Linked DNA regions of Mus musculus: region 1 is linked to region 2. A link is a contact called in ENCODE POLR2A ChIA-PET data. All regions are on one chromosome and are shown on one strand. The core of a region is the stretch at or near the end of the contact, and the rest is flanking DNA. Distances in the headings are between cores, read along the strand shown.

Evidence for each region. ChIA-PET counts read pairs that join two places held with the same protein, here RNA polymerase II (POLR2A).
Region 1: POLR2A ChIA-PET joins it to region 2 with 10 read pairs in Patski. The contact joins the promoter of Nudt15 here to the promoter of Itm2b in region 2. POLR2A ChIA-PET finds 5 or more read pairs at or near these places in 3 of 5 experiments (Patski and embryonic stem cell).

The regions. Positions count from the first base shown.
Region 1 is chr14:73,523,861-73,526,560 of GRCm38, forward strand. It overlaps Nudt15 (nudix (nucleoside diphosphate linked moiety X)-type motif 15), which reads right to left and starts at 1,389. Exons shown (of 3, transcript NM_001360484.1): 1 at 1,200-1,389. The coding sequence starts at 1,354. It overlaps Gm41209 (a long non-coding RNA gene), which reads left to right and starts at 1,442. Exons shown (of 3, transcript XR_874819.2): 1 at 1,442-1,686; 2 at 1,977-2,049.
Region 2 is chr14:73,383,725-73,386,614 of GRCm38, forward strand. Itm2b (integral membrane protein 2B) reads right to left here and starts at 1,565. Exons shown (of 6, transcript NM_008410.3): 1 at 1,286-1,565. The coding sequence starts at 1,402.

The DNA.
Region 1 (2,700 bases), core at 139-2,638, 140 kb after region 2:
AGATTGGTCTACAGAGGGAATTCCAGGACATCCAAGACTGTACAGAGAAACCCTATTTCTAAAAACAAAAACAAAACCCAACAAAAACCACTCCCCAAAACCCAAAACAAAACCAACCAACCAAACAAACAAACAACAATAAAAAACAACCCAACAACAACAAAACCCAGGCTTCTGAGTCAACTGTACCCAGGAAAAAAAGAAACATTAATTAATGTTCCTTTCGGGTTGTGTTTTGAAAGTGCATTAAATGCCTTCCTTATGCTTCAAAATTCCAGTTTAAGCCTAAAAATTGAGGCAATTAGGCAACAGAGAAAGAGATGATTAGCATTAAGGGGCATGCAACACTTGTACTTCCAGGCCACATAGGAAAGTACAGGTTACCATCAAGAGGAAGGAAGTTGTCAGCCTGGTAATGTTTCCCTGTCATGGAGAGCCAGTGAGAGGCTCCTCCATCCAGTGAATCCATCACGCCATAATCCCAACACTCAGAAAACTGAGGCAGGCAGATCTCGGTCTCTTATAACTAAATAAGCCTATTAGATAATAGTGACCCAGATAATTACATAATAGGAAGTCTCAGATTTCCTTTGAAATTGTCTACAGAATCAAGTATGGTGCTTGTTAGATAAGGCGTAGGAAGGCTTGAAGCTTTACCTTCCAAGTGTTTTATAACACTACATTATTTTATATTACTATACAAGACTAAAGGAAATCACACCGAATCTGGATGTCTTAGATACTTTTATTGTATTTTAAGGCACACTCTCGGATTAGAACACATTTTTGAGCAGAGCCAGGGTTTCTTCACGATTGCACAGAAACTGACTTAGCTACCCTTCCCCCTTTGTGGGACTGACACATCCACATCGCAGAAGCGGCGGGGCCAGCCTCACAAAACTCTGATATATTTAAATCTCATGGGGCAAAAGGAAAAGTCCCAGTTAACATCCACTTTCTCTGTAAACACTAAGAAATACAAACGACTTCCACTTGCAGCCAGGAGAGGGCAGAGCGAGGACTAACGGGGCCCGGGTACTGGCACAGCACCCCCTCCTGGCTGGATCCCGGAGGACACCGGGGCCGTAGAGAGCTCGCGGAACTCAACTGCGCACTGAAGCGCGTCACACGGACCGAGAATGGCGTGCGGACTAGTGATATTCCCGAAGCTTCCGCTTCCCGGAGGTCGTCCTGCTCACCCGAATTCCAAATGGCCCCCAGGAAGCTGGAAACTGCCGGCTCCAAACGATCCTTTCCTTTTCCCCAGAAGGACGCAGCGAGGATGCTCGCAGCTCAGCACCACCACGCCGACCCCAACTCCTGGCCGCCGCCTCGGCTCTGCGTTAGCGGCCATAGCATTTGGCTGACCCCGGAAGTGACGTTGAAGCTGTACGGGAACCGGCAGGAGCCTCGCTGATTGCTCGCTGAGTGTTGTGTCTCACGAATCACCTGTCGCCTGGTGCATAGATCATGCAGAAACAACCATATAAATAACTAACATAAGAGTACTGAAAGATGATTTGGGGAAGTAAATGAGACTAATTAAGTTTCTTTAGGATAAATTCATATTTTAGAGAAAAACAAATTATAGTAGATAAAAATATACATCAACTAAAACTGAAATATGAAAAGAAAAACTTGGGGAAATCAGCTGTAACAAGATTGACATCTTAAATCTTTGGACGGGTGGGTTTACTTTAAAAGTATTACTTTATTTCTACTAATGTGTGCATAATTTTAGAAACCCAATAGTACAAAACTGCCCAAGGACAGACACTATCCCTTTTAGCCCTGCTTCCAGAGACAGCTTTAACTCTTTGAAATGTTAGTTTTTATATTTCCACACATATATCTGAGTGTATACTTAATTTGTATCCTAAGTAATTGTCTTAGTGAGGGTTTCCGTTGCTGTGAAGAGACATTATGACCAAGGCAACTCTTATAAAGGACAACATTTAATTGGTGCTTGCTTGTAGGTCCAGAGGTTCAGTCCATTATAATCAATGCAGGAAGCATGGCAGCATCCAGGCAGTCGTGGCACTGGAGGAGGTAAGAGTTGTATATCTTGTTCTAAATTCAAACAGGAAAAGATTCAAACAGCAACTGGGAGAAGTATCTCAAAGCCCATCTCCCACAGCGACACACTTCCTCCAAAAAGGCCACAACCACTCCAACAAGGACACACCTCCCTGGGCCAAGCATATTTAAACTACCATAGTAATCCATTAGAAAGTTTCAGTATCCATTAGGTATGCTTAGCAAAGTCCTAAGTTTTGCCAATCAACGAATGTGCAAATGAATAGACAGTTTAAAACGAGAAACAAAAATAATAACTATTTTTAAAAGTGTTGACTATCTCCATTGAGGAATTGAGATGCCATCTGTACTGGCTGGTTTTGGGTGTCAACTTGACACAGGCTGGAGTTATCACAGAGAAAGGAGCTTCAGTTGGGGAAGTGACTCCATGAGATCCAGCTGTGGGGCATTTTCTCAGTTGGTGATCAAGGCATGAGGGCCCACCATGGGTGGTGTCATCTCTGGGCTGGTAGTCTTGGGTTCTATAAGAAAGCAACTTGAGCAAGCCAGTAAGAAAGATCCCTCCATGGCCTCTGCATCAGCTCCTGCTTCCTGACCTGCTTGAGTTCCTGTCCTGACTTCCTGTAGTGATGAACAGCAATTTGGAAGTGTAAGCTGAATAAA
Region 2 (2,890 bases), core at 315-2,814:
CTAGATTAAAATGTGCATCCGGACAAAAGAGATATGATAATTTGCTATGACAATTTTTACCTGTGAATTCTAAACATGTTTTCAAGACCAAGAGTGTTTGTACTAGGTTCAGGAAAACAATACTAAAACCAGAACCCTTAATCCTTTTAGGGAATCAGCTCTCTCATCTCAGGGGAAGACAGTCATTTAAAAAAATCAACATGATGTTTGCTTTTAGCTGGAACGTTTCCAGAAAACATGTCCAAACAGCCCAGACTGCTATTATATATCCAAAAATTTTATAGGGTATTAGTGGCCTGTTTCTTTACAGTAATTTTCATTAGATCATTAAAAAACAAACAAACAAAAACAAAAACTCTCCTTACTACTTGTACCATGGACACAAACGACTGATTTTAAGTCAAAACTAAAATTACCCAAGTGACAATAGGTATTAAAAAGTGTTAGTGAAAAACGAAGCAGCACCCGCTGTTAGTATTCATAGGTATCAAATGTCAGAAGCCCTAAAAAGGCAAAAAGAAAACTTAGGCAAAAATTATATTTATATTTAAAAGAATATTACTGTACATCACTTTTAAAAATTGAATCCAGTGACAGCATCACTCAGTGCTAACCGGGGATGTGGTAACACAAAGGTTACCTATTTTGTAGGGATGGGAGCAAATTCCTATGTTTTGGTTCCAGTTTCACTTATTCAGAAGTACCCACAAAGAGGCTGATAAAAGTCAACTGTTGGGTTACATGGGAACAGCCACAATAGCAATTACTTTCACCTGGAATATTTGTTACAATAATAAAATCACCAGCCAGAAACTACTCCCAGTATACTGTTGTCTTCTCTCTCCAGACCCCAAGGTGTTCACCTGCCAACACCGAAGGCCATTTGTAGGCAAGGGAGTTTGTAAAAGAAAAGGGCTTTTAAAAAATGAAGATGCTTACAGTTGCTGGACTTAGTCCAAGTGCTGTTCAGCCTAGAAACGAAAGTAGGAAACAACAGAGGTTTAGGCTTGTTATGATGTCAGCCATTTTAGGCACAGTATTTATACTGGAAAAAAAGTGCCAAACTCGGTGGTGGCGGTGCCTGTCGCTGCAGGTTCCCGGGCTACCAAGCCAAGTGCAAAGCCGCGGGACCTCGTACACCTGTGCAACTGTCCCCTCGGGGGTCGCCAGGGCCAGGACCCCGCCCCGCTCGCTGCACACACACACACCACGGTACCCGGGAGCGGAGGACCGTCCGGGAAACCGTCCCCGCCGCCGGGACCCCGCCCGCGACCCCAGCCAGGACCTTGCAATCCACCGCCACGGCATCCGGAGGGACGATGAGCGCCTCCTCGCTGCTCTTGGGCTCGTCCTTCTTGGCCTCCTTCTGGGCCAGCGCCGAGTTGAACGTCACCTTCACCATGGTGCGGCCTGGGGCGCCCTAGGCGGCGACGGCGAAGGCTGGGGTCGCGGCTGGCAGGATCCCGGCTGCGAAGGCAGCCTTGTCGGCCGAGCTCAGGGCACGACTCTGCAGCGGAGGAGCGGACTGCGCGACAGCAGCAGCGGCTCAGTGCAGCGCGGTTTCCGGCCTCGCAGCTGGGGCGCGGGCGCAGGGCGGGGGCCCGGAGGGGCGGGGCCTTGAGCGGGGCGGGGCCTGGCTTCACGCCAGACCCTCCCTGGTTCCCCCCACCCCCACCCAGGACTCAGCGGGAATCTGGCCAGGCTTTGTGGAGGGCGCGCCTGGTTGAGCTAGGACTTGTTGCCCCTCTGGGCTGCCTGGATTTTCCGGTTCTGAATTTGCTTCCAACTAGTTCTCCTCAGGGGCCCAGTGTTGCAAGTTGATAAGAAAATGGGGTGAACTCTGTCGGTTGGCTACGTAGGATAAGTTAACTTCTGGTAGCACCAAATTCTCTTTGATTGTGAGCCCAAAGGCCATGGAATTTTTGTGTGAGAAAAACAAACAAACAAACCCAAAAGCTCCGTTTAATCATTTATTAGTAAGCGACTTAGTAGAGCATAGGAATATTTGAAGCACTGTGTCCTAGTGTCCTGGTGATCTGACTTATCTCCCACAGACCTCACCCTAAGGTGTTGCCTGGTTGACTAAGCTGGTCTTTTCTTCCTCCCTCAGAGGTCAGTTCCTGCCCAGCCTAATCTCAAGCCAATGACCAGGAACCCTCTTCATCCATTTGTATTCCTAAAATTCTAAACTGGTAAAACAAAATGTACCAACCGAGCTCATTTGTATAAGCAAGCCAAAACAAAACAAAACAAAAAACCATATTTGCCTTAGGCCAATCTGTGATTTGTGACAACGTACTTAGGACAAGTTCTTATTTTTCTTCAAAATAAAAAATTCTCCTTTTTTGAAGAGGTTTTTGCTTCTGGTTGACAGAAGACATTGGCCCACACACTGGGTTTACAGCCATGTCTCCAGATGGTCCTTTGGTCAAATGACTGATCCTGTAGCCTTCTCCATATCCTCTCCTTGTCCACCTACAGGAGTGTCTGTTGGCCAGAAGGATTCTGCTGTGTGAGCTCTGGCCTAGGCCAACCTTGAAGACAGCAGTTGAGACCAGAGTTCTTGAGCCCCTGGCTCTATTCAAGGAGGGAATTATCTTTATTTCTTTTTATTTTTAAATATTTAATTTTTATGCCTATGATTTTTTTTTTTTTTTTTTTTTTTTTTTTTTGCCTACATGTACCTGTGCCTAAGGAAGTCAGAAAAATGAGTCAAGTCCCGTGGAACTGGGGTTACAAATGGTTGAGAACCGCCATGCGGTTGCTGGGAACCAAGCCTTGGGTCTTCTGGAAGAGCAACAAATGCTTTTAACTGCCGAGCCGTCTCTCCATTCCCATATTTCTATTTTTGCCTCTGGGACTGAGTAGGACTCCGTTTCATGAAAGAGAA